2 separate regions of the Homo sapiens genome follow, and region 1 is linked to region 2. Evidence: chromatin contacts called from ENCODE Hi-C or POLR2A ChIA-PET data. All regions are on one chromosome and are shown on one strand. The core of a region is the stretch at or near the end of the contact, and the rest is flanking DNA. Distances in the headings are between cores, read along the strand shown. Region 1 holds the start of VEZF1 (vascular endothelial zinc finger 1). Region 2 holds the start of DYNLL2 (dynein light chain LC8-type 2).

Region 1 (4,894 bases), core at 1,219-3,718, 95 kb before region 2:
CCTGTTAGAAGAATCATCCATCAAACATTTTAATAGCTATAGCTTTCACTTTCCACCAAGTTATCTGGAAAGCAAGCAGGTATTAAATTGTTTCAAAATATAAATTCAACAGGATGCTCCAGGAAACAAACAAGATAATTTAACTCCATATCCCCAGTGAAAATTACTTAAAACCAGAACTGATTAAGTCTATTCATACCTTTCCATAGAAAAGACTGAAATATTCTCTTTACCCATTCAACTGCTCTCGGCTCTAAATTTTAAGTTTTCCAACAAATTTCACTGCACACATTGCCAAGCCCAGGATTAAATATTTGTTTTCACACTTCTCCATCAGGTGGAAAAAAAGATTTTAATAGCTGAAAAAAATTAAATAATATAAAATCTAATTAAAAAGTTGATCAATAAACGCTTGGCATTTGTTTTACCCAGGAGAAAAATAATCTTTAAAAAAGTATTTCAAAAGATTTTTCAACCAGCTTTCCAAAGATGTGTTATGGGTTTTTCCTTTACATGAAGAACACTTTTTTTTTTCAATCTCTATAGACACCATGCTTAATATGGTTTTTAATCACACGAAAATCACTTCAGTGGCACATCAATCCCATATTTTAAAATAACCATTTGAGCTTTTTTCTGGGGAAAGTATTTGCCACCTTTACACCAACCTGGATGCATGCTAGTTATATATCATTTCTTTTCCAATGCATTTTCAAGTTGGTTTATCACATTATTAGCAAGCTCATCAAAGTACAATAAAACAACACTGATCAGAATGAGAAAAGGGGGAAGTTCATGAATTCCATAATGTTGGGTATTTTAGATTTTAAGAAGCCCAAATATATTTCCATAACTACTTAAAGATCAAATTGCCCACATTTGAAAAAATATGTCTTAAAACAACAGGCCAGTCTACACAGTAGGTAATTTCTGAGTTATCCAATTCTCTATATTAACTCCACTAGGATGAATCCAGTGGCTGGGAGAATAATTTTTTGAAAATTCTGCATCCGTTCCTGTTAGTTTCAAAAGGTATCAAGCGCCCCAGCTACGCGTTTGGGATTTCACGAAGTATTCAAAGGAAAATAACTCAGAGAGGCGGGAAGAACGCACTTAAAAGTGACGAGCTTCCTAACCTCCTCCAGTTCCGAAGTTTCCCCGTGAGCTCATCGCTACTGCCCACTGAATGCTTCGTTTTGCAAACAGAAACGAAGTAGGAAAAAAATAAGTTCCAGCCTAGATCTGCCAAACAGGGGTCCCCCATCTAAAGTGGGCGGGCAAGAGAATTGCCAAAACACATCGGCTACAGTCACTTTCAAGTTTCTTGCAAAAAAGCGAAGACCAACATCCCAGAGAGTGACTCATCTGGGGGCTTTGTAAGCGGACTTTGTTTGCTCTCTCCACTTGGTTGGAGGAAACGTTCGAGGTGGGCGAGAAAGAAAAGCGCTTCGGGAGAAGGTCGGGCCTCCAGGAGTCCCGGCCCCCACCGCTCCCCGCCTGCCCCGGGCCGGCCCGGCTGGGGGATTCCCCAGGCTGAATGGGACGGCGGGAGAGCTGGACAGAGGGAGAAGGTGTCAGCTGCCAAGGCTCGGCTGAGACTTGGGAAAAAAAAATGTAAATCCAGTGAAAAAGTTTGGGGAGGGGATACACACTCACAACATCCGCCCCCCCAACTGGGTAAACACGAGAGGGGTGGTGGCGGTGAGGGGGAGTGGCGGGGAACCTGGGGATACCCGCTATTCGCGGGGACACGGGAGGGGGTCAGAAAGTCAACACACGCACGCACACACACAAAAAGACGAGGAAGGTGAAAAGAGAACAAGCGAAAGATGGATGAAGTGGCGGGGAGGAGACTCAGGGCAGGACCTGGGGACCTCCTCACCCCACCGTGGGGGACCGGGCCGGCACGCAATGGCCCAGCAGCCCGCGCTATCCAGCGGCCCGGCGCCCTCCTTTCTCTGGGCCGCGGGGTGGTGACAGCGACCGGCCTCCTCCCTTCCCCTTCAGAGCGAGAGGGAAGGGTGTGTGTGAGTGTGTGTGTGTGCGTGTGTGTGCTGGGGGGCCCCCGGGTTCACCCCGCGGCCTGCTATCTCCCCCGCACCCCGTGAGGCCGCCTCCTTTCACCTCAGCAGCCCCGCTTCGCCGGGGCGGGCGGGCGGAAAAACAAAGGGGGATTAAGGCCGGGCCGGAGAGCGGAGCCGGGAGGGAGGGGAGGAGGAGCGCCCGCCCGCCCGCCAGCCCGGGGCCCGGCCCCCCTGTCCCCCCCGTGCCCCCCCGGGGGGGCCCCCAGTACCTGGAACAGGAACGCGGTCCAGTTGGCCTCCATGGCTGCGGCGGCCGACCCCCCTCCTCCCCACTCCCCCCGCTCGGGGAGCCTCCTCAGCCGGAGGAGGCGACAACAAAGCGGCGGCGGCGGCGGCGGCAACGGCAGCGGCGGCTCCTCAACATGGCAGCGCCGAGCGCGGCCACTTCCGGTAACCTCCGGGACGCACCACCGCGGCGGCGAGCGCGGGCGGGGGGGGAGCCCCGGCCCGGCCGCCGCCGCCCCCAGTCGCCCGGACCCCCTCTGGGCGTCCCCGCTGCCGGCTCGCCGCCTCGGAGCTCAGCCAGTGCCCGCTGGCGGTGGGGTCAGGGCCCCCGCGGGGGGGCTGGGGTGGGGCCCGGGGCGGGGATGGGGCGCGGCGTCCCCCCCCGCGGGGGTGTGTGGTGCTGCGGTCCGTGGCTCAGGCAGCTGGAGCAGGGGGAGCTCAGGAGAGAAGATGGAGGACGCCAGGGTCTGGCGCTGGCCCGCTGGGCACAGCTGGGCCGTCTCCCGTGACTCAGACACGGTGTCCAGCACCGTCGCGTCCCTGTTAGACCCTCAGCGGAGGGCACAGGCCACGGCGGACACTCGGCTCTTCAGTCGCTCATGCACAGCATGGTCCCCACCTCCAAACTGGGGGAAGCCCTTTCGACTTCGAGCCTCTCTTCCTTTTGGCATTTCCTCCCCGGCCGGCTAAGCCCTCTGCGCTCTCGCTATGATATGCATCTCATGGCGAGATGGCCTTCCAACTCAAGCAGGGAATCCCACTGGGGTGCAGCCTCAGATCCTCTCAGTGTGGAGGGAAACACTTCCCACGCGTAGAGATGTCATTACTGGGTTATTCTTGGGTGAAGGGCTGAGCCTCCCCATCCTCCCCTTCACTCCAAGATAGGATGTGAAATTCTATCCCAACACCCCTCCTCTCCCGCCAAAAATAAAAACAAGTGAGATAGTATAGACAAATTATTTTAGTCCTTTAGTACAGTCTGTTTCCTCCTTCACCCCCAGAACAAAAATCGAACTTCTGGTTGGACAGCGTCAGATGTCACTGAGGTGACCCCAGCCTGTTTGCAGTTCCAAGTCTTCCGTGTAGGCGTCACTGCTACTGGAACTTTGTAGATGAGGAGCCTGTATGATGATGTCCTGAACATTTCTATCCTTTCCTCACACAGAGGGAAGCTACTGGGAATATCAGAGACAAGCTATTATTAAACAAGTGTCTCTAGTCCAAGACATCTCCTGTGGCAGGGAAATGAGGGGGCAGGCTGTATCAGTGATATTTTTATAAACTCTGGTTTTAGAAAAAATTCTTCAGATGGACGCATTATTTTAAGACTTTAACATTTTCCAAAACCAACTGAATCTTATCCCCTCCATTTATCCCCCTCCAGACACTTCTAATCAAGGTCACCATCTCCAACTTCCCCCATAGACAATAAAAATATGGCTGGAGAATTCTACTGTAATAGAAAACCAAGGAGATATAGTAATTTGACAGTGTGTTTCCTTTCCATCCACTAGACAAGAATACCCCCTCCCATTCTTTCCTCCCCTCAGTCACCAGAATGAAGGGGCTGGAAAACGTTGGTCTGGTTCCTTTTAGAGCTGATTCCCCATTGGATACTGCCTGGAGGCCTTGGGGATGAATGAGAAGTTCTGCAGTTTGGATCAGTAGCAGAAGCAGGTAACACATCAGGGAACCGGTCAGCCTAAGATAGGAGGGGACAGAAAATGATGAAAGAGTTTCTGATACATTTATCAGCTAAATTGCTATGGTCACCCCCATGTCTCCTGTAATGTCCAAACCTAAGGAATTAACTAAGTAAACTAAAACCTTTGTGTTCTTGCTCTGACCTTGGACAATGGAATTCTTCTTATTTTCATTCAGTGGATAGCAAATCTGCTTCTTCCCTGCCTTAACTCACTCAAGGTCTCTGTGATGCACTCCAGAGTTTTCCTCCTTCCCTGCATAGTCTTCTCCTCCCTAGCTGCCTTTCAAATTGGTGAAAATGAAGCTTCAGGATTATGAAAACTAGTACTTAATGAAGACCATTATTCTAATGACAATATCGCTGGACTCTTGAACTTGTTATGCTGGGATCTAGAAACCCTTTCCCCAGCAATCTTTCACACAGCACCTCTGGGAAGCGGTTTCCCACTAACAGGAAATAGAGGTCAAGTGGAAACAGTCCAGTTCTCATTACTGAAAAGCTAAGATTCAGAAGAATCACTTTTCTTGAGGAAAATGGCTAATTCTATTTCTATCCATAAGACAAAATCAGAATTGATTGCTCCTCAAACATTCTTTAAAAAAAAATTAACCTTTTAAGTTCATGTAAATTTTAAACACTGAGCTATTTTCCAGAAGGAAAATACTCAGAAGTTTGAAACAAGTACTCAAAAACAATCGGTTCCAACTGTTAGAGGAATATAATGAAACCAGTATGATCAAATGCTCCATCCTTACCTAGAAGGGGCTATTTCTACTTTTAGGACAGAAAATTTCTCTAACCAAACAAAAAGGAGCTCTCTCCTTAAGTGAGCTTCCACAGACTATATACTGGGGTCCAGTCAAAAGACAGATGTCCAAAG
Region 2 (4,966 bases), core at 639-3,138:
AGGGAGAGGGAGGATTTATGCCCTGGCAGCATGGCCTTTGAAGGGCCACTGCTAGCTCATAGTAACCCTTGGGAACACTTGAAAGAAGTCATCTTCTGGTTGGACACTGGCTTGTACCGTGACACACAGGCTAGCAAGCAGTGTGCCGGCTGTATTTTAGCACCCGCTTGCTCCATCGGTTGGATACTCTTGCGCAGTGAATGACCTGTGCAACCATACGTGGCAGATCTGACCTTCAGGCCCTGGAAGGGCCTGGAAACTAAGGACTGTTGGAGAAAGGGGGTACTAGCTTCGCTTTCTCCAGGCAGTCCAGGCGATTAGCCCCGCACAAGCCCTAAGTGTATAAATCATCCTTCCTCGTCTCCCTCCCTTCCTCCCATAGAGGCCACGCCTCCCATTCATGAACACAAAGACTGACATCAGAAAACCCTTAGTGTGAGGGGATACCCCAGGCCTTAACTGGTCTCTGAAATCCCCCAACTGAGGTTGTTAGAGGACAGAACTGTGGAAAGCAGTAACCAGAGGGAATGATTTTTCCAGGTTTCCCCTGACACATAACGAACACTAACTTTTGATGCTTCAAACCAGAGCAGGCCAGGGCCAGGGCAAGTCTGACTTCCTGACCATGGTTTGGAGAGGCGAAGGGGAAAAGATGGGAGTGGGAGCTATCCCCGGCAGCTTCTTAATCCCTACTGTATGGCCAAAATGCTTGGTTCCCAATAAAGGCTCGTCAGCCCTTGAGGTAGACACTTCTGTATAAAACAGACCAGAAAGAAAACCGCAGGCCTGAGGATCTTTCCTGGGAGTGGGATGGAGTGAGGGCAGGCAGGCTCCCAACGCGCACGTTCACACCCACTCTCCCAGAAGTAGTCTCTTGAGCCTCCAGAGGGGCTGCTTCCTGGGTGCACCTCTTTTCAGCTAGAAGCAAGTCAAGCCTGACCTGCGGGATCTGGCAGGGCTCTCTGTACTTGGATTCTCTCCTTTATAAAGTGAGGGGTGTGGATGGGTGGTTTTTGAAGGCTCCTCACAGCTCTGACAGGCACCACCTCTGGGGGCTTCTATTCACTCTCCTCCAACCTTGTCTACCTGGACAGGCAGGGACAGACGACAAGAAATCGCTCACTCTCACCCCCATCCCAGGACCCCAAGGCCATAAATGTGCAAGGACAGCAGAGGCCTGCGTACCAAAGACACATCCCCATCAATTTTGCTTCGGCTCTGTCTCCATTGCTCCTGTAGACAAATACCGGCTGGGGGCCCAGCTGGGAGTTTAGGTCCTTCAGCCTCAAAGAACAAAGGAGGAAGAAGGGACCTTCCCGGAAGGTGAGGGGAGGGAGTCCTGGGGCTCCTATGCCTCTCCCTCTCCATAGGGCTGGCTGTCCCTCTCTTTCTCACAGATACGGGAGGAGGGAGTGTCCTGTCTTTTCCTCTGAGGCTGGTGACTTCATCTCCTCCCCTCTCTAAGGTTGGGGTCTCTACCTCAGCCCCATCTGTTCCCTGGGTCTGAAATCTCCATCCCCCTCTCCCTTTTTTCTCCTTGGGACTGGGGGTCTCCACACCCTTCCCTCTCCTCCTCTCTCAGGACCATGTCTCTTTATTCCTTTTCAGGCCTGGCCTCTCCAGCCCCGGGGGGAGGGGTCCGCATTCCTCTCCTTTCTTAAGGCCACGGCTCCCTCCCCCACCCGCTCCAGCTCCTCCTCCCCACCCCCTCCCTCCGCCCCGAGGCATTGTGGGAGGAAACAAGATGTGGGGCGAGAGCGGCGCGGGGAGAAGCCCGCAGTGCGGGGCCGGGCGGGCTCAGCCAATGGGGAGCGCGGACGGCGGCGCGCGCGGCGGGGGGGCGGGGGCGGGGCACTATTTCAGCGGGGGCCGCGCGTCGGCCGCGCTCAGCGGCAGAGCGGAGCGGAGCTGTGAGGCGCCAGTGCGGAGCGGGCGGGCGGGCGGGCGGCGTGAGGCGGAGCGCGGGCGGCCGGCGAAACTCCAAGGGCGGACCGCGGCAGGGAGCGATCGGCCTCGGGCTGCGGGAGCCGGAGACCGCGGCGGCGGCGGCTGCTGCAGCTGCAGGAGGAGCCCAGGGAACACCGCCCCTGCCTGTGCTCTGCCTCGGGCCATCGCTCCTCCCCAGGGCCCAGTGCGGACTCGCCTCCGTGAAGGTGAGCGGTGGGTGGGGGCGTCCCCCGGGTGGCGGGCCTGTGTCCGTCGCGTGCGACTCTACACGACCCGGCCCTCGCCGCGGTGGCCCTGCGGCCTCCTTAGCCGGCCCCAAGGCCTGGAACAGGGCTGGCCCCGCAGCCCTTGGCGTTGACGGTCCGGGCAGCGCAGCGCGCCCCCGCCGCCCCTCCCTCTCGGCGCAGCCCGGGCTGCGCCACCCTTTGCCCCGGCCACCCTCGTGGCGCTGCTGGAGGCCCGGGCTGCGGAGCTGCCGCTGCCCCCGCCCCCGGGAGTCTCTCTGCGCTGCGTGGAGGCCCCTGATGTCAGGGGCCGGGGAAGAGGGGGTGGAGAGGGCTCGGGCGTGACGCGGCTCCTCCTGCCGCCACCGCCACCCTCTGGGGCGTCCTTCCTGCAGCGAGGACGCCCAGTCACTCCGGCGCTGTTCCAGGCCGGGTGGGGGAGGGCGGCCGACCGGCCGGGGCCTGCGGACCTGGCCGGCGGCGCGGGCGGGAGGTCGGGGGGAAGGAGGATGCTTCCTCGTTCCCCAGGTGCTGCCCTTCGGGACCGCAGCGCTCTGGAGGATGGGATAGTGGAGGGATACGGCCCACTTGGAGAGCCCGAAGAGGGAAGTAGAAGTGTGTGTGTATTGGCGGGTGGGGATGGTGGTCCGTGTCATTCGGAGATTTAGCCTTTTTTTTTGGTTGCAAAACCAGGAATAGAGGATGGGAGCTGTCCTGGGGTGCCCTTTGTGCTTTTCACAGGAGCCTTGGCTCGTGACTGAGGCTGCTGGCCTGGGGCCCTCTGGCCATCTTCCTCCTATCTGGAGGCCCAGGTCCCTTGCTTTTTCCCAAGGAGGGAGGGGCTAGGCTGGACACCTTCCTGTGCTTTGCTTACCGGCACCTTGGACAGGGGTGGTAGGGGTTGGGCTTCACCTCTCTCAGATGCCTGGGGGGCCATTGTAGTCGTAAGACCAATATTATGTAACCGCAGGCTCTTTCCTGGAGAGTAAGGTGGCTTTTAATTACTGTAACAAAGTTGCTCCTTTGGACTTTGGGAATGAGGCAGTGGAGCAGGTGAGCTTGCAGGCAAAATGGTGCCAATTTCATACTTTCACTTTGCTGTCTAACCAGGCCCCACCCCCACCCCTGGGTTTGTAAACAGTGCCCCCTTCTGAGTGGTAACCTGGAATAGGCCACCAGGTGACACTAGTTTTTCTTCACTTATACAGAGCCTTATAATGTAAGAACCTTTCTCCCTGTGCTGCTGTTGTACCTTTGCTCAGACCCATTTGAGTTTACCCCATTTATCTCATTTCAACCATTAGTATTTAAAATGAAGATGTTGATTTGCCCAAGGTCACGTAACTAGTCATTCCTTGAACAGGGTTCTCCGAATCTTTCCTCAGCACCACATGGTGCTCACAGACTCCAGTTGAGGCTCTGACTTTTCCTCTCCAGAATGTGGGGGCAGAGGGTGCTGGTCTACTACCTCTTTGCTCTGCCAGTTTCTGCCGAAGTGGAACCAGCCCTGCTTAGTTTGGCAGTGCTATCTAGATGAAGGGGCCTTGGATGCGGTCAAGGGCTGCCTGGCTGGCAGCTGGCATGTGTGCATTCTCTGCATGTGGTGCAGGCTGAAATGGTGGTGGTGAGTTCTGTTTTCCCTTTCAGCCATCTAGCCCACAGGCTATTGTGAACTCCGAGATCAAGGTGGCCTGGAATGATACCAAGGATATGTCCTTGAGCAGGCAGCCTCCTGTGTAGCCTTCCATCAGATAGAGCTGGAATGACAGCATCTCTTGTCCATTGGGCTGGGCCACAGAGGGGTGCTTTTAGGGGTGGGATGATGGGGGAGATAGTTACTGCTCCATGTGTTGGGACTGTGGTCAAGGACAAAGGGCTCATCCCCTCTGTTCCTGCATAGTACCTCACATGTTGCCACCTGTCAGGCACGTCCTGAGATTCCGCTCGTCCCAAGAAGGGTCCATGCAGGGTCTGCCTGGAACCTGTGGTTGCTATGGCATGAATGGCATGGCCTTGATAGCAGGGATATGAAACAAGGCTATTAAAATCTTTACCTTTCTTAGGCACCTTTTTAAAATGCTTTATCTCCAGGTTTTTCCCAAGCCTCTGTTTTTTTAGGGGAAGGAAGGCTTCAGCATTCCTTTGAGGAAAATAAGATATTGTCTCCTAACATAATACCTTTCACATCACCTAATAGGTCAGTACTTTTTGAATGAATGAATAAGTTTGACATGAGGAAGCAACGCACCAAAGAGATGAGAAATCAGTGTTGAAGCTGGGTCCAAAATCTAGGGCTTTCAAAAATTATATTGGGCTTTAAAGAATGAACATTGTACTGAGGAGAGTGGGGAAGCAGAGGGGAGGATGGGACAGAGAGAGACATGTCCTGTGTGACCGACCAGCCAAGTCTGAGGTTGCCTTCCCACCCTCTCTACCTCTTACGGGCATCTCAGCCTGGAGTACTTGAGAGAAGGCATAATTATCATTATCTCTGCCCCACTGGACATTGGTGGCCTGGAATAGGGCCTGTATAGGGCAGGGGTTGGCAGCATTTTTCTGTGAAGGGCCAGATAGGAAATATTTTTGGCTTTGCAGGCCAAATAGTTTCTTGGAAGTACTCAACTCTGCTATCGTAGCATGTTCCTGCAACACTTTATTTTACAAAAACAGGTGGTAGGCTGGATCTGGCTGATGGACAGTCCCTTGTAGACTGTCCTTGTGTGCAGATGCTCTCATATAACTTCAGTTAATCTTTACAACAACTCGCGATAGAGAGCTATCCTCACCTGCTAAAA

What was found. A loop is a pair of places that touch in the nucleus more often than their neighbours do. ChIA-PET counts read pairs that join two places held with the same protein, here RNA polymerase II (POLR2A). Pooled maps may share reads with other maps.
Region 1: a loop to region 2 is called in a map of CD8-positive, alpha-beta T cell, with 3 times the contacts of the local background. The contact joins the promoter of VEZF1 here to the promoter of DYNLL2 in region 2. A Hi-C loop is called at or near these places in 5 of 168 maps with a recorded cell type or tissue (CD4-positive, alpha-beta T cell, CD4-positive, alpha-beta memory T cell, CD8-positive, alpha-beta T cell and 2 more), 1 of 37 single-sample maps with no recorded cell type and 14 of 50 pooled maps. POLR2A ChIA-PET finds 5 or more read pairs at or near these places in 26 of 52 experiments (A549, A673, AG04450 and 21 more).

The regions. Positions count from the first base shown.
Region 1 is chr17:57,985,786-57,990,679 of GRCh38, forward strand. VEZF1 (vascular endothelial zinc finger 1) reads right to left here and starts at 2,469. Exons shown (of 6, transcript NM_007146.3): 1 at 2,294-2,469. The coding sequence starts at 2,326. It overlaps LOC101929185 (a long non-coding RNA gene), which reads left to right and starts at 2,325. Exons shown (of 1, transcript XR_001752716.3): 1 at 2,325-4,894. It also overlaps a transcript of SRSF1 not described here. RefSeq lists silencers at 1,732-1,801, 1,882-2,361, 2,432-2,711 and enhancers at 2,862-2,911, 2,932-3,071.
Region 2 is chr17:58,081,531-58,086,496 of GRCh38, forward strand. DYNLL2 (dynein light chain LC8-type 2) reads left to right here and starts at 1,889. Exons shown (of 3, transcript NM_080677.3): 1 at 1,889-2,153. It overlaps DYNLL2-DT (DYNLL2 divergent transcript), which reads right to left and starts at 1,674. Exons shown (of 3, transcript NR_110809.1): 1 at 1,186-1,674; 2 at 1-1,086. RefSeq lists an enhancer at 1,618-1,912 and silencers at 1,629-1,978, 1,989-2,048, 2,089-2,508, 2,549-2,678.